7 separate regions of the Homo sapiens genome follow, and regions 2, 3, 4, 5, 6 and 7 are each linked to region 1. A link is a contact called in ENCODE Hi-C or POLR2A ChIA-PET data. All regions are on one chromosome and are shown on one strand. The core of a region is the stretch at or near the end of the contact, and the rest is flanking DNA. Distances in the headings are between cores, read along the strand shown. Region 1 holds the start of PIRAT1 (PU.1 (SPI1) induced regulator of S100A8 and S100A9 alarmin transcription 1). Region 2 has its middle 45 kb from the start of CDC42EP3. Region 3 overlaps LOC107985871 (a long non-coding RNA gene). Region 4 overlaps CDC42EP3 (CDC42 effector protein 3). Region 5 holds the start of CYP1B1 (cytochrome P450 family 1 subfamily B member 1). Region 6 has its middle 40 kb from the start of CDC42EP3. Region 7 holds the start of RMDN2-AS1 (RMDN2 antisense RNA 1).

Region 1 (3,247 bases), core at 517-3,016:
CTGGTGACAGCGGGTTCCAGCAGTGTTAGTATCTGGGACGGTAGCATTGGTGACATAACCAGTGGCAGCTGGGGCAGCAGAGATCCCACCAATTCGTGCAATGCGTGCACTCTTCTTGGCTATAAACCACTAAGCCTTCCCAAACATTCCTGGAGCTGTCAAAGTCTACACATAAATCCTTCTTCTACTTAAACCCGCCAGAGTTCCTTGTGCCCTCATCTAAGAGCTGAACACAAGTAGTAACAAGTGCTCAATCAAAAGGAAAGCCAGACGAAGGCATGGAGAGTGATGAGAGGCTACCTTAGGTAGGTGGCCAAACTCAGCCTCTCCATGGATATGGCTTTTAAGTCTCTCCAGAAAGCCCGAGAGCAAGGCCACCTGAAGACCTGAGGGAAAGAACTCCAGAGAGAGGACACAGTGCAAAGGCTGGGCAGTGACAAGCTGGGGGGCTGAGGAATACCAAGAAGGCCAGTGTAGCCTGAGCTGAGACAGAAGCTAAGTCAGAAGGACAAGCCAGGGCCACAGTTGGTGAGGCTGGTTAGATTGTCGTGTGGAGTTTGAGTGTCATGCTGCGTGTGAGGGAAGCCCCAGCTGGTTTTAAGCAAGGTGACACGGTCTGGTAGTTGAAAAGATCACCCCGGCTGCTGTCAGAAGAATAGTCTGTAGCAAGACAGGAGTGGAAGCAGAAAGATCAGAGACTCTTGCAGAGGTTCAGGAGCCAGGTAGTATGGGTCTGATCCCTCTAGGCCGAGGGCGTTTGAGTGGCGGTGGTGGGAAGAAGAAAGATGAGGAGTAGATTTTGAAGGTAGAGCTGAGAAGCCTTGCTGTGTGTTAGATGAAGGGTGTGAAGGAAAGAGACAGTTCGGGACCGAGCCGCTCTCTGAGATGGGGAAGATGAAGAGAAAGGCAAGCTGGTGGGTGGAGAAGTCAGGATCAAGAGTTTGGCTTTAGATCTAGTGAGTGGGAAACACCAATGAGGTGGAGTGGAGACAGAGTCTGCAGGGGGATGTAAGGACCTGGATGAGGTGGGGGCGAGCTGGGCGCTGGAACTAAGTGTGTGGGATTCCTCGGCACGGGGAGGAAATGTACAGCCATGAAGCTCAATATGCTCACTCAGACGAGAGTGTGGTTCGAGAAGGGGGCTCAGGACAGAGCGCTGGGGAACCAGGGATGAAGAGATCACAGCGAGGAAGAGAATCCAGCTAGGGAACTGCAGGGCGGGAGGAAGAACACAGACTACGGCGTCCTGGAAGCCAAGAAAAGAAAACAGGGGCCTTGGCAATGACCCTAGGCACTTCCAGAGGATGCTTGTATCAAGCAGGTAAGGGGACTGGGGCTCCCAGAGGATGGGCCACCCCGTTTCAGTGCATGGCCCGGCGCCTCTTTAGAAGAGGAAGCCCCTGGATTCCAGAACGTGCTGGCTCCACCCAAGGCAGACGGCAGTGAGGCCACACACTATTCCCAGCCCCTTTCTCTCTGAAAAGAGCCCTTTGTAACTTCTTTGAGAAGGAAACACCTCCGTCAGGGGAGGAACATTATTTGCTTCCTGTTAGAACAGACTTTTACTTAGGATCAAGCTCGGTGTCAGCCCCATCCCCACAGGGAGCAATAAGGGAAAGAGGAGGGAGGGGGCCGCAGACACTCACTTGTGGGGGCTGGTTTCGCAGGAACGGCTCCGGAGAGCTTGAAGAGGGGTAGGCTGCAGGCCCACAGCCGCAGTCTCTCTCAGCTAGAAACCCTCCTCCCTCCTCTGCCAGCCTGTCCTCCCCGGGCTCCGTTCGAAAGGCCTGGGAGATAGGGAGAAGGCTGGTCAGCCTGGGCGGTTAGTGGCTGGTTTAACACTTCCTTGCCTGCCAGCCCTTTCCCAGGAAGACTACAGCCAATCATTCATTCATTCAAAAGCTCTTTGCCAAGCACCTACTCTGTGCTAGGTCTGTGCCCAGCATGGGGACACAGTATTAGGCAAAAAAAAAAAAAACAAAAACCAGACATCCCCCATCTGCCCTGAACTTACAGTCTAGTGGGATAAATTAAACAAGGCACGCAAACACCTCTACAGCCACAAATGTGATAAGGCTCTAAGTGAATATCGCACATGACAGTGGCCCTGCTGAAGGCCAGGCAGAGGTTCCTTCTTGAGGAAGGACGTCTCTGAATCTCCAGAAGCCAATAGAATCTGTAGCAGCAGAAGAAAGGGTCAGGTTTCTAGAACTGCCCACTACGACTTTAGAAGCTGACGCATCTCTGTTATGCCGCGGCTGCGATGTTTTAAGTCCCCAAAGCCCAGAGCACATCGTGGAGCATGGAAGTGGTTCACTGAGAAGCTGAATCTAGTCCTGGGGCTGCTGGTGTGGAGGGTGTGTTCCGCTCTTGGGGCAGCAGCAACAGGTGCCGTGAGAGGCTCAGAGCTTTTGAAGCAGAAATGGCAATACTCTACATCTTCAGCAAATATTTGGGAGTCTTTTGTTAAAAGAAGAGCAGAATAAATATCTATGCCTCTTGTAAAACCCAAAGGAAAGCTCTCAGATAGGCTTCTTTAGGGCTATGACTATCTCTGCAGCTTCACTATACTGAGTTAAGTCTGTAGAGCATCTGTAACCCTAGGCATGTGTGTCCACAACCTCCACACGTACACAAGGACACTCCTACAGAGGACAGGCCGTGCGGACAGTTAGGGGAGGACAGTGGAGGCCGCTTCAGTTCACTTCGGTGCTTTGGATTCAAGTGTTTTTCTGTTTCATTTTCTGGGTAGCTGATTATTAAGCTAAACACTCCTTTGATGGTTGAAAATACATTAGTCCCTTTTCTTGCACGAATCTAATTCACCAAAGCCTATTAAAGTGCTTTTGGACCAATGAGGAAATTTAATGCTCAAGTATTTTATTCTGAATTCCAATTTTCCTTGTGTTATGATTTTACCTATAGGTGGTTGGGTTGATTGTATGGTAAAGATGAAAAAAAGCATATTTGGAAAGAACATGACAATTCTCAAGGTGTTTATACTACTTTACTGTATTTGATCCTTGCAACTGCCATGTGAATTAGGCAAGAAATATTTCAGTTTTACAAATGAGAAAACTTCTGTCCTGAGACATTAAGTGATATACTCAAAGGTCATATAATAATTTGTTTTGTTTTTATCTTGACTACCATACTCCTCTATACCACCTTCAGGACTCTGGAAGTCAGATATATGTGAGTTTTTTGTCAACTAAATTCATAGTTGTCTTAATATTCATCCCTTGCT
Region 2 (3,247 bases), core at 502-3,001, 250 kb before region 1:
GTGACAGCAAATATTTACAAATTCAGGCTACTGTGGGTGTTCAGATTCTGAGTGAAAAGCAATCTCATGCACTGATATTTACTTTGAATATGTTCTCCTTTTTTCAGCACCCATGACTAATTCCCCTTTTCACAGGGTGAAGAGCAAGTTGGCTCTTGATCTAGCCAGAAAAAAAAAAAAAGGTTTTCTTATACTTCTGGTAGTAGGCATGTGGTTAGAATACAGGAGTAAGAAAACAAATGTGACTCTTAAAATTATAGTACACATTAATAAACGAACTAAACATCTAAATGTTGCTAAAGTGACTGAATCACAGATCCACTGTTTCTTACTCTGGTTTTTGCTAGAGGGGCAATGAACATGTAAATTGAGGGTACAATGCAGCAAATGAACTAAATTAGAGACTTTATTTGAGTATTGTTGATGCCGGGAGAGATGAGAAAAATAAGACAAACCTTGCCTTCAAGGAACTTATATTTGTGAGGAAAATACATCAACAAAGCAAAGTCAAGTAATCATAAAAATATGAACGGCTCTTTAACAGTAGAAGGGAGGGAGAAAGCTGAGCGTGGTTAATTTATACATGGAATGTATGAAGTTGTTTCAGAGAGGCAAGAAATTATTTGCCTCTCTGAGTCTTCCTGGAAACAGTCTCCCTGGAGGAGGTAGATTTGAGTATTGAAAGGAGCATTCTAGGCAGGCAGAAGGCATGAGTGGAATCACAGAGGTGGTGAAAGATCCATGAGAGTGAGATGAGTAAGCCAGGCTGGCTGATGTGAGGTTTTGGGATGGTGAATAATTGGAGACTGTGCTGGAAATAGCTAGTGCATTGGACTCCAGAGGGTCTTAATTGGTGGGACAGGAGCTTCTGCATGCACCATGAAAGACCTGCTCTGACACAGTGAAAATCTCTGCATCTCCCTTTCCCACTGAGTCATCTTAGGCTTCCCTCTCTGCTTTTCCCTTGAAGCCAGGAGTCCATTCCCAGTGGGCAGGCCCATCCTTCCTGAAATCCAGCACAAGATGAGGCCTGGTAGGTGAGTGTGCAGGGCCATGGTGCAGACTCCTCCAAGCTCATCATTACTCCAGCTTGGTCAGGGTCTGTTTGGAAAATGGAGTGGTGACATCCTCTTGCCTCAGGATGTGTGGAAGCTCCTTCCATGTATACAGTAGAAACAGAGCATCTCTGATCCTTTATTACCCCCAGAACCCACTCTCCTGGCTCCTGGCCGAAGGGCCTGAGAAGCAATTGTAAAATTGGGAGCTTGCCCAAAGGACCAGTACTATATAAAGATTCATTTCAAACCCTGAGCAAGGCGTTACGGATGCAGACCTGATAATGAGCCATTATGAGAAAATGAAAAGCACAGACTTTGTGGTGGTGCCCTCAGAGCTAAGTAATTCTGGAGAGTAATTATGAAGCAGAAGAATGATTATACAAACTGCAGACTAAACATTTAGGCCCTGTGTGTGAGGCCAGCTGACAAAGCAGAGGTAATTAATAGGCAGTTACAATGTGGAAGATTCTGGAAAGTAGAGTTCTGTTGTCTGAAATTTAGTCTGACAGAGGAATATTAGCAAGATAAATGTATTTGGACCAAGCACTCCCGAGAGGAAGGGCATGCTCAAATTGTTTCTGTAAAAAGTCTCTGGCGGTGTTTGGCTCCCTTCTGCGTCCTTCATGAAACAGTTCTCCTTGAGTATTACGGTTGGCAAGCATGTGGGTGGGGGAGATGTCACACGCACCCGCTCCAGCTGTACAAGCAAGCCACTGCGAGGATTAGACGCTTGTTAGTTATGAACTTAGGTGTCTGGTCTGTTTCTTTGCCTTTCAAAGGCACTTCCTGGCAGAGAGGTACAATGGTGCTTTGCAGGAAACCCTGTGCCCACAGCATCTGTTCTGCAGCTTGGCAGACCGCAGCTGGCCCTGAGCATGGCCTACTAATTCTCTGGGTCAGGTGTGGCTGTGGTGAGATGGATCTCAGCCAGGTAAGACCCTCTAATCTCTGTTTTCTTTCTCCTGCCATAGATACACTGATGATTGGAGGGTATGACAGGAATTCTTGCCTGCCTTTGGGTCGTGAGGGAAACAGAGACAGCGTAATGGCTTTTTGGAGTGCCAGGAGCAGAGTCCCCAGAGTTCATTCTTAGAAAACTATGAAGCTGTTCTTTGAACTCCAACTTTTTCTCCTATATTCATTCAGGGCTCTTTCCTCTACAACCCCCTCATTCTTGCTGTTGATAGATGCCTCTTTCCTACTCTCTAAATGTCCAATTTTATCTTCCTTTGGAATGCCATCAAATTCTTCCTCCCTTTTTCTGTACCCCACCTCCAAAAATAATCCCAACACCCACCTCGTCAGAGTGTCCATTTATTTCCTCAGGGCTAATCCCAGAAGGAGCATACAAGTTGGTGAACTCATACTAATATGTGAATGATTGTTGCCCTTGGATGGTTAGAAAATCAAGGTAGTTGTCCACTGTAGAAGATTGTTTAAAGCCAAGTGGTTAAGAATATTCTATATCCTTCCTTTTGCATATATTATCTCGTTCATCCTTGTGAAGCAGATAATCTCACCATCTCAATGTACAGAAAAGGAAACTGAGGCTCAGAACATTTTGAGTAGCCTACTTAAATAGTCTAGGCAGAGATTGAACCCCCACGTCTCTGGCCCCAAGAGGTCTTGATAATTCCCTCACAACTGCTGCCTAACAGCAGATAAAATATATTTGGATTCTTCTCACCTTTAAGAAAACCTAGTAAGTTAATCTCTAAAAATCAGCAATCTGCTCAGGGGATACAGGGAGAACTAGGACTATTGTCCCAAATGTGTAGTCATATTTATCTGCTTACCAAATGACCATGTGTTGAATCCCTGAAAACCATGGGAGAAATACCAATTAAAAAAAAAATCAGAGTTCTGTGACTTCTTCTTTACTAGGTTTCCCTAAAATTATGTTTTACTACAAAACCCTGAGTATAGACCACATGCTACGAGATGATCCGTGATATCTCTTAGCCCAGTTATAACAACTTACAGTTTTCCTTTTTTTTTTCTAATTGAATACAATGTTCCCAATTATATTAGTTATAAAAGATAATTGCAAAAACCATGCCTGGTCATTTAAAGTCATCTTCTTCTTGAACCAGTTGGTTCCATCTGGTCTTCTGGATGAAAGAAGTGGAAGACACTGAGCTGAGTTCTGCCCTCCAGTGAGCTTTGTTCTCCAGAAGTTACTTTCTATG
Region 3 (3,247 bases), core at 248-2,747, 240 kb after region 1:
AATTTATTCTCTTATGAAGCTTTGAAATGGAAAATTTTCCCCAGAAGTAACCAGGCATTGTGCAAAGTCGCATCCATTTTGAACACCAAAGCAGCTGTAACAAATAAGAGATGACAAATGCCATTGTGTAATTTAGTTCTTCATATCAGTTTGTCATTCTGACTCCTTTCTATTTAACTGGATGCTTTGTCAGACTTTGTAATCTAACCATGTGAAGGGCAGTGAATAAAGGATTAACGAAACCCTTTCCAGTTTTGCATGAGCATTTGATTTTTGGCTAACTTCCTAGCTCTGTTCCCATGGAAACCTGATAAAGGAAAGTACAAGTGGGCCCTGATTGGTAAATCCTATCTGGATTGGGACAACTATAAATACCAGAGAAGAAGCCATATTTTCGAGTTTCCCTAAGTGCAGTGACCCTTGTAACTGGCATGACCTTGAGAAGACCATGAAAGTTATGGCCATGGAGTTCCTCCAAGAGATATTAGCTGCTGTGAAATACAGGGCCTCTCATATAGTGTGGCCTCCACACCCCACTGATGTGAGTCTCATTTCTTCACAACTCAGTCCACATGGGGGCCAAAGAGAATAGCTTCTGCCCACTGTGTGGATGGCTTTGTGGTCTGCTGCGAGGTCCCGCAGAAGAGGAAGTCTGGATGTGCCCTACTGACATGCTCTGCCTCCTGGCCTATGAATCTTCTGGGTCAACTGCTGTCTAGAGTGGGCCTTGGCAGTCTTGTGAGTTTGCAGGTTTAATAGAGCCTTATGAGACCTCCTGGTGGGTCTTGTGGATGGAGGTTTTCACTTTTACTGGTTTGAATGAGTGCATTTGCCTGTGAAGCTGTGAGCATGAGACAATGTCCAGTCTTATGGTTTTTACTAATTGCCAGTTTTTCTTTACAAATTAAAAAATAATTTTGTAATGAAAATTGGCAGGTCCCACTTGAGAATATTATACTAAGTGAAATAAGCCAGTGACAAAAAGACAAATACTTTTTTCCACTTCTCTGAGGCACTCATATTCATAGACATGGGAAGTAGAATACTGTTTGCCAGGGGCTGGGAGAGGAGGTAACGGAAAGTTGCCGTTTAATGGATGCAGAGTTCCACCTTTGCAAGATGGAAAGAGTTCTGGAGACTGGTTGGACAACAACATGAATGCACTTAACACTACCGATTGTGCACTTGGTTTAAAAACTGCACATTTGTAAAATGGTTAACGTGGCAAACTTTATGTTATATGTATTTTACCATAATTTAAAAATTTTTTTTAATTGACAGTTTCCTCTAAATATCACACTTAAATCATGTTTTCAATACACAGACTAATTCTAAGTGTTTCCAAATTTCCTTCTAAGTAATATAGGAAGATTTTGTGTTACTTTTCCAATTTCATCCTGCAACCACGGTTAAAAATCACTACTATTCACTTCTTACCATTTGATCTGTTGACAGTTTCAGCCATCAGTCACTGCCGGCTCCCACTTCATTTAGTTACCATGTCCCTCACTAACACAAGATCGCCGTCTAGGGGCCAATCGTAGAACTACAGGCTACACAGAGGAGAAGGGAGCCAGGCCACCTTTCCCATGCATCCCACTCCTTGAACAGAAAGAGCAACTAAAAAGGGAGGCAGGAGTTCTAAGCACCATCTTTTTTTCACCAGTACAGTTTCCAAGATCTTGCTGCTATGAAAATAAAGATCTCCTAATATTTATAGTACTTGAGGTTAGAATAGTCTTCTAGGTAGAGTACTAATATCTTGCTGATAAAGCTTTTGATGCTGAATCCTTGATTATTCTCTTAATATAATATCTTCTGTGCGAATAAGGCTAAAATGCTTGCATACACTCTTGTACTCACTTAGGAATGTAATAGAGCAGTTTGGGAGAGTGACTGAATGCTTCTGCTTTGGGCAAATTTGCCACAAAATCATATTATGCAATCACAGGGTCACAGAACATTAGAACTTAAAGAGCTTTAGAGGCCCGTGGTCTCTAGCAGATCCCTTTGAGAGTCTGATAAAAATTAGAGGTTTACGTACCATAAAATGCTATTTTGCACAAAGCTTTGAATACCATTTTAAAATTTCATCATAGATGAAGAATTCCAGCTTGAATCCCACCCCATAATTTGGAAGTGAAGTTTCTGAGAAGCATCCTGTGTGAAGAAGCAGCTAAACAGAGGGGAATGGGAGTCAGAACTGGATGTTGGAAAGAGATGTGATCCCACAGACAGTGTAATGCTGGGTTGGAACCAGCCCTGGTCAAACCCATTCCCCCGAGTGCACATGTGTTCCAGGGAGAAGCTTGCTGGGGAAGAGAGCAGCAATTTGCCCACCAGAGGCCCAGATCTCCTGGGAGAAATCAGCTGCCATGGAACAGGAGTTTTTCTTCATGCTAGAAAGGGAAAAGAACATGAATAAGTGGCAATCCAGGGACAGCCAGAAGGAACCTGGACAATGGCTCACCGGCTGAGCAGAGATAGAGTTGCACTGGGTGGGGGGGGCGGGGGTGGGGGGCAGTTGACAGCAGCCTGGATTGTGAGCAAGGAGTACGAAGAAATAATAATTGAAGTAGCAGAAGGTAGCAAGGGGTGCAGACCAAGAGCACAGGCACTGCAGAGAGAAGTCTGGATTATTTGTGAGGACTTTCCCTAGGGACTTCTAGAAAGAAATCACTAGTGAGGTCTAAAAGAAGACTGGACTTCCAGTGTGGTGATAGGAACATTGCTCTTTGAGTTCTTACTACAAATGAGGAACTTTGATTTGCCAGGAAACAAAGGGTTCAAAGAACCAATTGTGATATATTTTGGCTTAAATCCCCCCCACTGAAATATGACAGGAGTCAAATTGGGGTACCAGGTAAGTCTTGTGAAGGTGCTGCCTGGGGAGTACCCAGCTGTCTGGCACTTTCATAATATCTTTCTGAACCTCAGTTTCCTCATCTACAAAATGGGATTAGGACTTGTTGAGCATCAAGGTTCCTTCCGACTTGAAAAATCTTCTGATTCTATGACCAAACTGGAAGGCCTGGGTTGGGCTCTCTCAGTTCTGCAGATTTAAATGAGTCATTTCTGAACTGTTGGCTTAAGGCCTATCCTTTTCACTCAAATATTCCCTTGAGGCATCATTTTTTTTTTTTTTTCAAAATTGGGAAAGCGAAGGATACAAGAAGTTGGAAGGAAAGCCCATGAAAGAAAAAAACATTTACTATAATTAAGAAAGAAAATTAAACAGATGATGATC
Region 4 (3,247 bases), core at 405-2,904, 230 kb before region 1:
AAAGCACACAATGCCCTAGGGCAAGCTTGTCCAACCTGTGGCCCGCATGAAGTCCAACACAAATTTTTAAACTTTCTTAAAACAGTCTGAGATTTTTTTTTTTTTTTTTTTTTGCAATTTTCTATTTTTATTTTTTTAAGCTCATCAACTATGGTTAGTGTTAGTGTGTTTTACATGTGGCCCAAGAAAATTCTTCCAATGCGGTCCAGGGAAGCTAAAATATTGGACACCCCTGCCTAGGGGAACTTGTTTCGTCTACTTGGTTAGTTGTCCTAATTGCATTTTACCTGCAGTCCAAAGGTTATTTTAGATGATAGAACTGCAAGAACCCCAAACCCAAAGAAAGAATCGTTGAAGTGGTTGGGAGAGGAGGTCATTTCTGAGATACATTTCCAGGAGAAATACAAGTTTGAGAGAAGGAGCTGGTAGTTACTGTGTGCAAGTGTTTTTCTTTGATGGGGAAGGAGTAGTTGGCAAAGGGACAGGAATCTGTGTGTACATTTCCTGCTCCTGTTTCCTTAACCACCATCCTCAGGGCATCTCTGGCACCTTGGGGTCGGGTAAGTGCTCTCTACTGCCCTCGTTTTAGCTGCCTTTATCTCGTCTATATGGCACTTTCTGCGTGAAAAGACATTTGCCTTACAGGGATGAAACTGGACTTGCAAGAGTTTGCTGTAGAAGGTGTTCAAGTCAGGAAGATGCTCAGAAATGACCACTGAGAGGGTGGCATCAGTGCTGACTTAAAAAAAAAAAAAAAAATCTGACCTCACATGTTCATTTTTCCAAAAGTAGAGAGGCTCAGTTTCTAGCCTCTCAAACCATAAGGAAGTAATCAAAATGAGAGTAGATGGAAATCATCTCTTACCTTAAGGGCTCATGTACATTTCAGAGAAGCAATTTCTCTAGCTATACTTATTCTCTTATGGTCTTGTTTATTACTATAAACAAGCAAGTTCACTTTATCATTTACTTTTTATTGTGTTGCTTGAAGTACCTATGTAATGCAAGTATGTACTGTACTAAAATACCTATATTTCCAAATAACATATGTGGTGTAGCCCACAGTCTCTGCAGAAGCATCATGAGTAACCTGTGCCTTTACACTTTACAATCCGTTATTGGTTGCTGTTAAAAGTATGATAACAGATGAAGAAAAAAAAACTAAGTATGAATACACTTTTCCAAACACGCACATACACAGCTTACAATGGAATCCCAATGGAAATAAGTGACAACATCTGATGTAGAATCTATAAAATGTAGACTCTGCAATAAAAAGCCAAAGGCACGTAAAAATATATTTTAACTTTAAAAATAACTTAGTTACAGTAATACTTTGCCTGTGTCTTACCAACATGTAGCTGACAGTCAAAATTTTGCAATATAGATATAATATATAGGGATATATAAGAACTACAAGAAAATCCCCAAAACCCATAAAGTTCAAATGTGAAAACAGAAAAGTTTTAACACTGGAGAATTCGCTATGGTGAGCCTAAGCAATATATAGAAAAGAGTCTACAAAAAGGCTTAGGTGTTAAATAAATTTTGACTTCCTCTTGCTCAGAAAATGTCGGAGTGCTATAAAGTTCCGTGAAGTTCCTTAATGTGACTCGCTCAGCCCTTCATAGCTAGTGCCAATCCTGGCCAAGCCAGATTTCTTGTGTGTCTGCAAACAATATGTGAGCCGAACATCACCAATGCCTCCTGAAAATGGGCTCTGACTCACTTCCTTTTTTTGCCAAGATAGGTTTTGCTTTGTTGTTTTTTTCTAAATTGTTTTTGCAAACAGGGCATAACAGGTAAAAAAATACTTTGTAAGAATATTATTTTAGAAAACCCAACACAAAACTGCAAATACAGCTCCGGAAGCCCTTCTCTTCAACTGTGGTTAGTTTGTTTTTGTACCTTTTACCCCAAAGGAAAAAAGTTGGCATCTTGTTACTTATTTTTATCCATTACATTCAGCACCTCATCCAAAAGTGAGGGCCCAAGATCAAGCTGCAGGGAGAGGAGGGAACCTGTAAGGTCAGAGAGGGACTCCTCTGACTTAGTCTTTCCCTTGATGAGCTCGCATGGGGTGGGATGGTCAAACATGTCCTCGGCTGGCCAGTCGGGGTACTGTTCGGACAGGCTGGAGGAGTGGCTGTCTCTGCCTTGGCTGGACTGAGATGCAGAACCGCTGGAGCCCCACGAGGTGTCTCCCTGGTGGACTGTCCCATTCTCCAACAGACTGCTTTTCTCCTGAGCTTTTTCCTCCATGACGGGCTCGCAGCTAAGCCTGGGCAGCTTTGCTGGCCCGAAGGACTCCTGTTTGGAATTAAATGTCACTGGTGACAATAAGGGCAACATGAGAGCTTGGGATCCTCCAATGGTCGGGAGGGAGATGGCATTTTTGAGCACCGGGGAGGGCGTTTCTGTGAACACAGAGTCCGAGGTGCTGTTGGCCCGGAAGAACTCATTATGCCCAGGGAACTGGCCCAGGTGTGCTTTCTCCTGGTTTCCAGGTAAAAGCTCGTAGTTCCCTTGAAGAAAGGAAATATCTCCAAAGACATCGTGCTGGCCCTCTTTGCCAATGTGGATGGTGTGGCGAAAGTCTCCAAGCGGGGGACTGATCATATCAGGAGACAGAATGTCCCTCAGTTTAAATTTCTTTCCTTTCTTGTTATTGGCTGCTTTCAGGTAAATTGGGGTCTTGGCTGGCATTTTGGAATTTGAGAATGTCTATTTTGCAAGCGGGAGAAAGGGCCACTTTCTTCACAGATGGTATATGTTTCTGAATCCTTTTTGATAGGAACTGTCACATCATTTTTCTCAAGTGGCTTCAGAAGTGGCTTCGAAATGAGATGGGGTCAAAGAGAACCTTCCTGAGGTTACGGCCAAGTGAGGCTTCCTAGAGAGCCAGTTACATCATCCAGTCTTGACCACAACCAGGACAAACCTGCAGAAGAAACCAAAGCAGGTTATAAGCTAAAGACCCTTTTGGGTGCCCTAGGGCCTCCCTTTTCACAAGAGCCTGTAAATAATGGCAGGGCCAGTTTCAACTAATGCTGAACTTATTGTTTCCCTCCAGTAAGTGGATAAAAATTTTCATCTTAGAGAAAACAGGAAAGAGAAAGACCTAAAAACCCCATATCTATGACACCAGTACTTTTTAGACATAGCCATGGGCACATCTTCTGGACATGTCTATGGTTTTAGTCATTTTCCTCTAAGAATTGCTGTAAGCATAGGATCAGTGATTTCA
Region 5 (3,247 bases), core at 1-2,500, 200 kb after region 1:
CGGCTGCGCGGCTGGCGCGTGAAGAAGTTGCGCATCATGCTGTGGGCTGCGCGCCGCTGCACCTTCCAGTGCTCCGAGTAGTGGCCGAAAGCCATGCTGCGGCCGCCGGACACCACACGGAAGGAGGCGAAGGCCGGCCGGTCGGCGAAGGCCGAGCCCTGCTGCACCAGGGCCTGGTGGATGGCGCGCTCGCCATTCAGCACCACTATGGGGCAGCTGCCCAGGCGGATCTGGAAAACGTCGCCGTAGCGCCGCGCCAGGCGAGCGAACGAGAGGTGAGCCGCCTGGCCCACCGCCGCCGCGTTTCCGATCAGTGGCCACGCAAACGGGCCCGGGGGCGCGGACCGGAGCTGCCGCCTCCGTTGCCTCAGCAGCCGCTGGCCCACATGCACAGTGGCCAGCACCGACAGGAGTAGCAGGAGCGTGGTCTGCTGGATGGACAGCGGGTTTAGCGGCCAAGGGTCGTTCGGGCTGAGGCTGGTGCCCATGCTGGGGACAGAGAGGAGAAGGCGTGACACTCAGGGGTGCAGAGACAGGAGCGGGCGCCCCACGCCCCTACCCCAGCCTCTGGGGACTGAGTGCCGTTGGGTGGAGAGGTCGGAGCTGACTCTCTGGAGAAATGGCCGAAGACGCCCCTTCCCATCCCCAACCCACTCTCCCTTGGAGAAGAGAAGGGGCGTGTTTCCACCTCGCTGTAACCCAGCGCCAAACCCTTCCCCTCCCCGCAAGGCGCGTAACGGTTCCTGCAATCTGGGGACAACGCTGCGGGCATCGAGGCGGTGGCGCTTGATTTCCTTTAAAGTACCTACCACGCCACCCGCTACCTGTAATAATCCATCTGAAGAGGTCGCCGGGCAGCGCCTCGGCAGACAGACTGACCTGCGGGGAGGTGCGGTTTCCAGTGGCGCGGGACAGCCGGCTCCGAGAAGGAACTGGGACCTTTGCCTAGGGCAAGACGTCAACAGGAACCCGCAGGCCCGGCCTGGACACCTGCTGCCCTCACTGGAAGCTTTAACTCCCACTCGAGTCTCTTGGCGTCGTCAGTGCCAGGAGCGCTTGGATTGGGATGGGGACGGAGAAGGGTGCCTCGCTCGCCGAGCCCCGCTGCCCTTGGGGACCTGGCAAAGTCGAGGTTTCCTCACAGCGTTGAGATTGAGACTGGGGGTCGGTGAGTGGCGTCAATTCCCATGCCCTTGCGGCTCTCACAACTGGAGTCGCAGAAGCGCTCGCTCCCACTCCCACTCCAGAGTCAAAGCGCGCCATCCCGCTCCTCCGGGTTTTAAGGACTGGGTAGAAGGAGGGCAGCGCGACCTGGCAGGGCGGGGCCTGCGGGGGGCGGGGCGCGCCGCACACCAGGCCGCTTTGACCCGGACTCCCGTCCAGGCGCACCGGCCGGCCTCGGAGCTCTACCAGCAGGCTTTCATGGGAGCGGAGGTGCCCACGTTTCCATTGTGCGGTAACCGCGCTTCATCACAGCCACCTCCAATCGAGGCCGCACGGTGTCCCCAGAACCACGCTCGGTACAACCTGCCCCGGCCGCTGCGCTCGACTTGGGAGCGCGCCCCGCCCCGAGCGCACGACCTCCCTTCCCTCTCCGCGACTTGAGCTTGCTTCCCGGAAAGCCAGTGTAGTGGCAGCGGTTTGCCTCACAGCGCCCCTGGTTGGTTGTTTAAATTTTATCTTAGGTTCTCGCAAACAAATTGCCACCTCAGTGGAGGCTCTTTGGCATGCTAAATTTTTTCCAGTTCTTGCGGCGAGATCAGGAATCCCTAAAAGTAGCCGCTCCCCCGCCCCGGGGCCCCGACAGTGCTTGGGCACACAAAGGCTCCTGGGGCGCAGCTGGCCCTGAGATTTCCCGCGTAGAGGCCACTCCAGGTGGCGCCGCCCGCTGGTGGGCGCGGGGCCGCCCAGGCTGCGATGGAAGCCGTTGGCGCAGGGCGGGGAGCCAAGCTGGGGCGACTGGGGGGGCCTGGGGGAGCTAGCGGGGCGGGACCCGAGCGGGGCGGAGAGTGGCAGGAGGAGGCGAATCTCCGCGCTCCGGCGAACTTTATCGGGTTGAAGTTTCTGCTGTCGCCTCCCCTTTGCGTGCGGAGCTGGGCTTTGCGTGCGCCGCTTCTGGAAAGTCGGCTCCAGTCATATCCCTGGGCGCTGCCTGCGGCCGCTCCTCCCGCGCTTCTCACGGCACCTGACACGCGGAGGCGGCGGCCGAGGGTGGGGTGCCGGCCACCACCACCCTTGGCGTGGGGTGCCGGCCGCCACCACCCTCGGCTGCGCACGCACAGTCGCGCCTGCCAGGCCAGCGAGGCGGACGCTTGGGCCACCACCCGCAGGCCGAGCCCGGGCGCGTATCGCCACCTCGCTGCGCACCGGCGGCTCTGTGGTCTTCCTGGGCGCGCTTGCGGTCGCGAAGGGGGCCCTCCCTTTATAAGGGAAGCCGGAGGCGCTTGGGCGGGGGTGGCTTCCCCCGCCTGGCGCGCCCTTTCCTACATGCTGATGCATAGGATTTTCAAGACAGCTAAGAGAACAAGGACTTCACGAGGCGGGGGGAAGGGCGAACTCGAGGGAAGAGGTGGGATGTATCTGGTTAACCAGGTAGGAATTGTACTGGCTTCATCAAAGGATAAATATAAAAGTGATAGGTTCACCAGGGACAACCCTGCACTTTGAGCTCCACTCGCGCTGCGAATCTCGTGCTATTATTGACCTGTTTACAGATGAATAAACTAGGGTTCAGAGAGGTTGCGTGACTTAACCCAGGTCGCGCAGCCATCAAGAAGTGGAGCCAGGGCTTGAAGCCACCAAGTCCCACTCCAGATCCTTCACATAAGTTTACACGGAAGAAAATTGCAGATAAGAGGCCCAAATGCCTTCTTTCCTGCCTCCCTTAAAAAAAAAAATGCACGTGGGGCTAGGCGCAGTGGCTCACGCCTGTAATCCCAGCACTTTGGGAGGCTTAAGCGGGCGGATCACTTGAGGTCAGGAGTTCGAGACCAGCCTGGCCAACATGGCGAAACCCCATCTACTAAAAATACAAAAGTTAGCCGGACGTGGTGGTGCACACCTGTAATCCCAGCTACTCGGGGATCAGGGGGGAAGGCAGCAGAATTGGTTGAACGTGGGAGGCAGAGGTTGCAGTGAGCAGAGATTGCACCACTGCACTACAGCCTGGGCAGCAGAGTTTAAGTGAGACTCTGTCTCAAAAAAAAAAAAAAAAAAAAAATCAGCTGGAAGAACTTTTTAATTATTG
Region 6 (3,247 bases), core at 339-2,838, 160 kb before region 1:
AATTTTGTTTCCTGGGGGAAATGCAGAATTTTCTGTTTTCTAGAGATGTGGCCAACTGGGAATAACACCTTCCTTGTCTTCCAAGCCACAGATGTGGGCTTTTCCAGTCCTAACTTGGAGAAAAAAAATTAGGTTGAAGATATATACACAAAATTCATACTCTGGGTTTCCCACCAAAACATGGAACAGAAATGGAAGACAACAAGGTAAAGAGCATTGGCTCTGGAGTCATCCAAACCCGCGTTGACTACCCGTTATAAACAGTGTTTTGTCCTTCAAAATTCCTCGGGCTTCCGTTTCCTCATTTGTAAAATGAAATGACTTTGCAGGGCTACGGTGAGAAAATACATATGTGTGGGAAGATAGCCTATCAATGTAAGTGTATAAATATCTCTAAAAAATCTCTCTATATACAGATAGCAGTATTTATCTCCATATCTGTATTTATATCACATAGTCAGCACTCAATGGCTAGATGCATTGGTTATTATTGTTGTCTCGAGGTAAGATAGGCTTAGAGTTTTAGTGGTAGGCTGAGTAATGATCCCCCAAAGATGTTCGCATCCTAAAGCTTGGAACCTATGAATCTTGCCATATGTGACAAAAGAGGGTCTGCAGATGTGATCAAGTTGAAGATCTTGAGATGGGGAGATTACACTGAATAATCTGAGTAGATTCGATGCAAACCCAAGGGTCCTCATAAGTAGGATGCAGGAGTCAGAGTCAGACAGGAGGAGGCGTGATGACAGAAGAGAGGGACAGAGAGAAAGAGATTTGCGGATGGTGACTCTGAAGATGGAGGAGGGGGCCATGAACCTGTTGGAGCTTCCCCCACAACAACTTCTCTCTGGGGGTTCATCTGTTGAGAGTCACAATCGCAATCTTATAGGAGCTGGAGCTTTGCAGGGAGACCCTGAAGACACCCAGAGGGAGGCTCCCCAGTGCTGTCTTTGGAGACTTGCAGGCAGGTGCCTTGTCCTCTCTATCACCAGCAAGTAAACTGCAACTGGCCCTGCACCTCCTTTTGAGATGACTTGGGATTTGATGGGAGCTCAGGGAGCCAAGGAAGGCAAAGAGAAGCAGGAGCCCCGCCACACACATTGCAAGTGGTGGATTGCTGGCTGTGGTTTTCCTGGAAGGCTCTTAAATGGCTTTCAGGACATTCTTTGTTGGGGCCCTACATTCTTTAGCAGGGCTATCATGACTTAAGGGGTGTGGCCAGCAAGCCACATCCTCAGGGTGTTTTGTGGGCTGCTCTGCAGTGTGGCATAGGGACCCTGGCTTGAGAGACCTGCTGCTCTTTAAATCTATTACTCAGGAAGTGTTTGGCCTTTTTCTGCTTATTCTGGTGAAAACATATCTCCAGTTTCCCACTGTGAAAAAGACTTTGTCCTAAAGTTTTGGGGAACTGTTATTTAGAGTCCTTACACCTGCTAAGATATCTCCCCAAGTCCCAAAGGCCAAAAATAAAAGGCAACTTTCTACCCCAAGCCACCATAGTGGCTGCACTATGGTCAGACAAGTGGTCATCATCCTGGTCTGTAACATCTTGCTCACTCCTCTGTGCTCCCATATACAGTCATAGTGTATAGCTGCATTAAAGCACTTGTTTCAACATTTTGAAATTGTGCTTTCCCCATCACTTAGAATCCATGCATTCTTCAGTGCTGGGATCACATCTTATAGAGCTTGGTATTCCCAGATATTAGTATGGTGCTTGTCACGTAAGTTATTAATAAATGTTTCTTAGATGAGCAAACTTTACCTCTGTGGTAATTTGTGTAGCTGCTATCCACTCGATGTAGTTGCTTTTCAAAAAACTGAGGTATAATTTACATACAATCTACCAGAAAGTGTTAAGTATTCAGTTCAATTATTTTGACAGTTGAATATATCATGACAATTGACTACACCAAAACAAGAGGCAACCACTGTTTATGTCTTTTTTTAACCAGAGATTAATTTTGCCTAGTTTTGGACTTTATAGAATTGGTTTATATATTATACACATTTTGTGCAGCTTCTTTCACTTAGCATAACTGGAAGTCTCAAGTTTTATTCATACTGTTACATCATCAGTAATTTTTTTCTTTTTCCTTTTTTTTTTTTTTTTGAGATGGAGTTTCGCTCTTGTTGCCCAGGCTGGAGTGCAGTGGTGCAATCTCGGCTCACCACAACCTCTGCCTCCTGGGTTCAAGTGATTCTCCTGCCTCAGCCTCCCAAGTAGCTGGGATTACAGGCATGCACCACCACGCCCAGCTAATTTTGTATTTTTAGTAGAGATGGGGTTTCACCATGTTGGTCAGGCTGGTCTTGAACTCCCGACCTCAGGTGATCGGCCCGCCTTCGCCTCCCAAAATGCTGGGATTACAGGCGTGAGCCACTGTGCCTGGCCAGTAATTTTTTCTTTTTCTTTTTGACTAATATATATCTATTGACTAATACATATCTATTTCTTTTTGACTAATATTCAATTTATGAATATGCCAGAGTATGTTCATCCACCCTCATATTGATGAACATTTGGGTTGTTTCCAGTTTGGGCTGTTATGGAAAAGCTTCTTTGAGTATTCTTGTACAGTTCTTCTTGTGGACATATGTTTTCATTTCTTTTGAGAGATATTGAGGGTGGAATTGCTGGTTGTAGGATACATGAAGAAGTTAACTTTATAAAAATCTGACAAACTATTTTCCTAAGTGGCCGTACCATTTGCATTCCTACCAACAGTGTTTGAGAGTTCCATTTCTCCACATCCACATCAACTTTTGGTATTGTCTTATCTTTACATCTGAGCCATTTTAATAGGTGCAAAATGGCATCTCATGGTGGTTTTAATTTCCATATCAGTGATGATTAATGATGTGGAAAACACTTTCATGTGCCTATTCCTTGTTCTTATACTGTAGTACCCACTAATCCCTGGGGGATTCATTCTAAGAACCCCAGTGGCCGCCTGGAACCAAGTATATTACTGAACTCTGTATGTACTATTTTTTAAAAATCTGATAACTAAGGCAGCTACTGACTAAGGGGTGGGTAGCACAGACTGTGGATATGCTGGACAAAGGGATGATTCAGCTCCCTGGTGGAACAGAGCAGGATGGCTCAAGATTTCATCACGCTACTCAGAATAGTGGACGATTTTAAACCACAAATTGTTTATTTCTGACATTTTCCATTTAGTATTTTCTGACTGTGGTTTACTGTAGGTAACTGAAACTGGAAAGTGAAACCAAGGATAAAGGG
Region 7 (3,247 bases), core at 270-2,769, 160 kb after region 1:
AAAATTTAATAAGTAGAAATAAAGGAATACTGTTTTAATATTTAAAAAAAAGCTTTTTATCTGAGCTCATCATGCCTACTAACAAAGTATTTAGAAGCATTTATGCTGAAGTAAGGACAGGAAAAATGACACTGTCACTACTATTATTGAATATTGTTCTAGAGATACTAGCTCTAATTAGGAAAGACAAACAAATTAGAATATTTGAAAGTAATACATTAACAGAATATGGTAAGTATCATTTATGTTGGCAAATAAATTCACGTGTGAAAAACCTGAAAGAACGAACTACAAAACATTCTTCAACAATAAAAGAATAAATATATAGAAATCAGTAGCCATGACAAATACAGATGGCAGCCAGTTAGAAGGTGTACTGGAAGGTAATGCCTCATTTACCCTGAGTAAAACAAGATCAAATATCTAGGAATAAATATAAGAATCATGTCTGATAGGCAAGCAGAAATTGAAGGAACCCCAAAAGTTTGAACAAATAAAAAGACACACTATATTTTGATTAGGAAGACAGCATCCTAAAATTATCCAATATCCTTCAATTAATCTACAAATTTGATAAAATTCCAATACAAATACCAACAAGATTCTTTTTATGTTCTGAGGTTCAAATGGAAAATCAAACAAGTAAGAGTAGTTGTGAAAATACTGAAGAAGTCAAGCAATGAGGGGCAACAATACCTACCAGATAAGAAAAAATGCATAAAGCTATCATACTCAAAGAAATATGAATGAATAGACAAATCAGTGAAATAGAATATAAAGTCCATAAATACATCCTAATACACATAAAAATGTATATGATAAAAGAGGCATGTAAAATGAGTTATTCAATAAATGAGTCCCTGGAAGATAAGGAGGGTGGGAAACAGATAGGATAGGCTATGAATTATTAAGCAACTGGTTTATATCTAGTTTAACCAGCAAGATGCAGGAGCATCTTCAACTTAGTTTTCTCATAGCACCATGATGTCCACAAATCCACTTACAAGCAATAGTTCTGTCTTTCCCAATGTTACATTCCAAGCATTCACAACCGTATCTGGACACAGAAACTCTACCATGGTACCAAACAGTAATTACTCTGCAGAGGTAATAGGTGCACACACTATTTAGGTCTGAATACCACAGCAGGGAAAGGTATGCCAGCTAGGAAGGAAATAAAATCTCAGGAAAAACGAGGGCAAGTAGAAAAAAAAAAAGATAAGAGGAACTAAATAGCCTCGCTGGGCACATACTCATGGGAACCCTGCTGATGTTGCCCAACTTGAAGATAAAGAGATGCCTATGATATAGAATCATGAAGATCTCACCTCAGAGAGATCCGTGATATGTCACCCAGGAGCATCCGTCACCTGCCGGAGCACTGTACCAGGAAACCAGAGGCATGGTTCTGTGTAATCTCGAGCAAGCTAAGTGGCCATGATGAGAATGCTTCTTCCTACTGTGCCCAGCTACAGGATTTATGTAAGAATGACACGAAATGACAGATGTGAGTACACTTTGCAGCTCTGATCAGTGGTATCCTAATAAAGAAGAATTGTTAGCTTTGAGTTGAGCCTTGTTTGTAACAGGCACTCACTTCACTGTTGTTGCCTTTTATGTTCCGGAGTCCTGCATGATATGGACTCCAGGATAGCAAGAGTCCACATACCCCTCCCCAAGAGAAATTAAGCTGGGAGCCATGGAATTATCATCATCTCCTTGCCACCCTGTCCAACTGCAGGTCGTGGGAAGCTGAATTTACCCTGTGAGACTTCTGCTTCATTTACATTCATCTTGGCAGGCAGTGGTGGGTCGTGGGGAACCTGTTGAAAGCATGACAGCAATGAAGGCTTTCTTACATGCTGAACTCACATCAAAGCTCTTTTCTTCTGTGCTGACACATGTAACTCTTTACCAGTCTGATGATAACACATACAGAGACAGACCCTCGGATTCCTGCTGGGGAGAAAACAGAGCCAGAGATATGCTGTACTGAGCTGGCAAATACAGTGTTCTTTCTGTTAAAATCTGATGGGAAAGTAACTAGGCAAAAATCCATGGTGCTGGCTACGGTACAAAGATGACCAAGGCTGTCTCAGGTATCCTGGTGGCTTTATTGTCTATTTCCGGGAAAAGAGTAGGTAGGGATCAAGAGCAAAGAACATGGGAAAATGTGCTGCTTTGTCATTGCAGTTCATTTATTTCCTAGAAATTTTGGCTTCTAGGGAAAGGCAGCGTGATATAAAAAAGAAAAAGGTACTGGACTCAACCTGATTTAAATCCAGACCTGACACTTTGCTACCTGGATGAACTTGGGTAAGTGACCTAAGCTCTCTAAGCTTCAGTTTCCTCATCTGTAAAATGAGGATGAAATTTTCTATGCAAGATTTTGTAAGGAAGATCAAATAAATGGACATAAAGCAATTGACACATAAATATGGAAACGATTTCTCAGCTTTCCTCCCTGAGGGACAGAGACTCTTCAGGCTACTTAAATTCTCCCCAGACTTTTCCAAGTTGCTCTTTATCCTCATACCCTGGCCACACCACAAAAGCTGCCCACATAGAAGAACTTGGTGAAGACTTGCTGACTATTCCCCTAAATTCTGCTTGTTTAATAAACATCTGCAGAGACAGGCTCAGCAATGGGCTCATTGTGGAGAATCCCAGAAGTGTGTGGCAACACCAAAGGAATTTTATGAAAGTCCCAGGAGAGAGAAACTGTCGTTCAAGTCATCACATAGCAAACTGCCCCTAACACGTGCTGCACACACATTAGGTGGTGACTCAGTTTTGGTGTTTGACTTGAGTCTTAAAACATAGTTCAGAACCTGATGATACTTCCCTGAATTCCCATTTTTAGTGTGAAAGTGTGTTCGGCTTCCCGTTGGCTATTGGGAGCTTGAAAGAAATTCAAGGAAGGAGACCTACAAACTGCTTATAAAGGATACTGCGTGAGCTTTATGCACTTTGGCTCTTTTAATCCATTCCACAAGGCCGTGATGCCCATTTTACAGATGATGAAACTCTTTCTGAGGTTAAGTAGCTCACACGGTGCCACAGCTAGCGACTGCGTGAGCTGAGTCACATCCAGATCGTTCAGTATGAGAATTTTAAGAGAAGATAAACATGTGATTCTCTCGAAACTCGGTGTTCTGTAGCCTGCAAACCCCTCTGGAGCCTGGTGTTTGCTTTGCTTGCAAGCCTGACCTCCGAGGCTCCTGCCATCTTCCTTCCCTCTTCTCCC

The links. A loop is a pair of places that touch in the nucleus more often than their neighbours do. ChIA-PET counts read pairs that join two places held with the same protein, here RNA polymerase II (POLR2A). Pooled maps may share reads with other maps.
Region 2: a pooled map shows a loop between it and region 1 (3-fold over the local background). The contact joins the enhancer-like site here to the promoter of PIRAT1 in region 1. A Hi-C loop is called at or near these places in 7 of 37 single-sample maps with no recorded cell type and 13 of 50 pooled maps. POLR2A ChIA-PET finds 5 or more read pairs at or near these places in 1 of 52 experiments (AG04449).
Region 3: a loop to region 1 is called in a pooled map, with 4 times the contacts of the local background. The contact joins the enhancer-like site here to the promoter of PIRAT1 in region 1. A Hi-C loop is called at or near these places in 4 of 50 pooled maps. POLR2A ChIA-PET finds 5 or more read pairs at or near these places in 2 of 52 experiments (OCI-LY7 and activated CD4-positive, alpha-beta T cell).
Region 4: a map of endothelial cell of umbilical vein shows a loop between it and region 1 (4-fold over the local background). The contact joins the enhancer-like site here to the promoter of PIRAT1 in region 1. A Hi-C loop is called at or near these places in 16 of 168 maps with a recorded cell type or tissue (Caco-2, GM12878, HepG2 and 9 more), 23 of 37 single-sample maps with no recorded cell type and 22 of 50 pooled maps. POLR2A ChIA-PET finds 5 or more read pairs at or near these places in 7 of 52 experiments (BJ, H1, HEK293T and 4 more).
Region 5: a pooled map shows a loop between it and region 1 (2.1-fold over the local background). The contact joins the promoter of CYP1B1 here to the promoter of PIRAT1 in region 1. A Hi-C loop is called at or near these places in 2 of 50 pooled maps. POLR2A ChIA-PET finds 5 or more read pairs at or near these places in 2 of 52 experiments (GM10248 and activated T-cell).
Region 6: a map of mammary epithelial cell shows a loop between it and region 1 (4-fold over the local background). The contact joins the enhancer-like site here to the promoter of PIRAT1 in region 1. A Hi-C loop is called at or near these places in 1 of 168 maps with a recorded cell type or tissue (mammary epithelial cell) and 4 of 50 pooled maps. POLR2A ChIA-PET finds 5 or more read pairs at or near these places in 2 of 52 experiments (BJ and activated T-cell).
Region 7: a pooled map shows a loop between it and region 1 (2.3-fold over the local background). The contact joins the promoter of RMDN2-AS1 here to the promoter of PIRAT1 in region 1. A Hi-C loop is called at or near these places in 1 of 50 pooled maps. POLR2A ChIA-PET finds 5 or more read pairs at or near these places in 2 of 52 experiments (Panc1 and activated T-cell).

The regions. Positions count from the first base shown.
Region 1 is chr2:37,874,097-37,877,343 of GRCh38, forward strand. It overlaps PIRAT1 (PU.1 (SPI1) induced regulator of S100A8 and S100A9 alarmin transcription 1), which reads right to left and starts at 1,767. Exons shown (of 4, transcript NR_110012.1): 1 at 1,647-1,767.
Region 2 is chr2:37,624,565-37,627,811 of GRCh38, forward strand. No RefSeq gene overlaps it. Among named protein-coding and RNA genes, the nearest start is that of CDC42EP3, 45 kb to the right of the region's middle. RefSeq lists an enhancer at 622-891. Within about 2 kb of position 1,752, at least 15 of the 41 ENCODE cell types and tissues checked have a DNase peak (open chromatin) inside an H3K27ac peak, as active enhancers do.
Region 3 is chr2:38,113,899-38,117,145 of GRCh38, forward strand. The region is part of intron 3 of LOC107985871 (a long non-coding RNA gene); the gene reads right to left. Among named protein-coding and RNA genes, the nearest start is that of CYP1B1-AS1, 16 kb to the right of the region's middle. Within about 2 kb of position 1,498, at least 8 of the 41 ENCODE cell types and tissues checked have a DNase peak (open chromatin) inside an H3K27ac peak, as active enhancers do.
Region 4 is chr2:37,643,882-37,647,128 of GRCh38, forward strand. CDC42EP3 (CDC42 effector protein 3) reads right to left here. Exons shown (of 2, transcript NM_006449.5): 2 at 1-2,941. The coding sequence starts at 2,706. The coding sequence ends at 1,942. Among named protein-coding and RNA genes, the nearest start is that of CDC42EP3, 26 kb to the right of the region's middle. Within about 2 kb of position 1,655, at least 6 of the 41 ENCODE cell types and tissues checked have a DNase peak (open chromatin) inside an H3K27ac peak, as active enhancers do; they include endothelial cell of umbilical vein, where a contact is called at or near this core.
Region 5 is chr2:38,074,901-38,078,147 of GRCh38, forward strand. It overlaps CYP1B1 (cytochrome P450 family 1 subfamily B member 1), which reads right to left and starts at 1,251. Exons shown (of 3, transcript NM_000104.4): 1 at 880-1,251; 2 at 1-489. The coding sequence starts at 488. RefSeq lists a promoter at 1,232-2,607, cis regulatory regions at 1,246-1,253, 2,174-2,203, silencers at 1,247-1,336, 2,247-2,366 and an enhancer at 2,074-2,272.
Region 6 is chr2:37,710,408-37,713,654 of GRCh38, forward strand. No RefSeq gene overlaps it. Among named protein-coding and RNA genes, the nearest start is that of CDC42EP3, 40 kb to the left of the region's middle. Within about 2 kb of position 1,589, at least 3 of the 41 ENCODE cell types and tissues checked have a DNase peak (open chromatin) inside an H3K27ac peak, as active enhancers do; they include mammary epithelial cell, where a contact is called at or near this core.
Region 7 is chr2:38,034,822-38,038,068 of GRCh38, forward strand. RMDN2-AS1 (RMDN2 antisense RNA 1) reads right to left here and starts at 1,520. Exons shown (of 4, transcript NR_102712.1): 1 at 1,329-1,520. It also overlaps a transcript of RMDN2 not described here.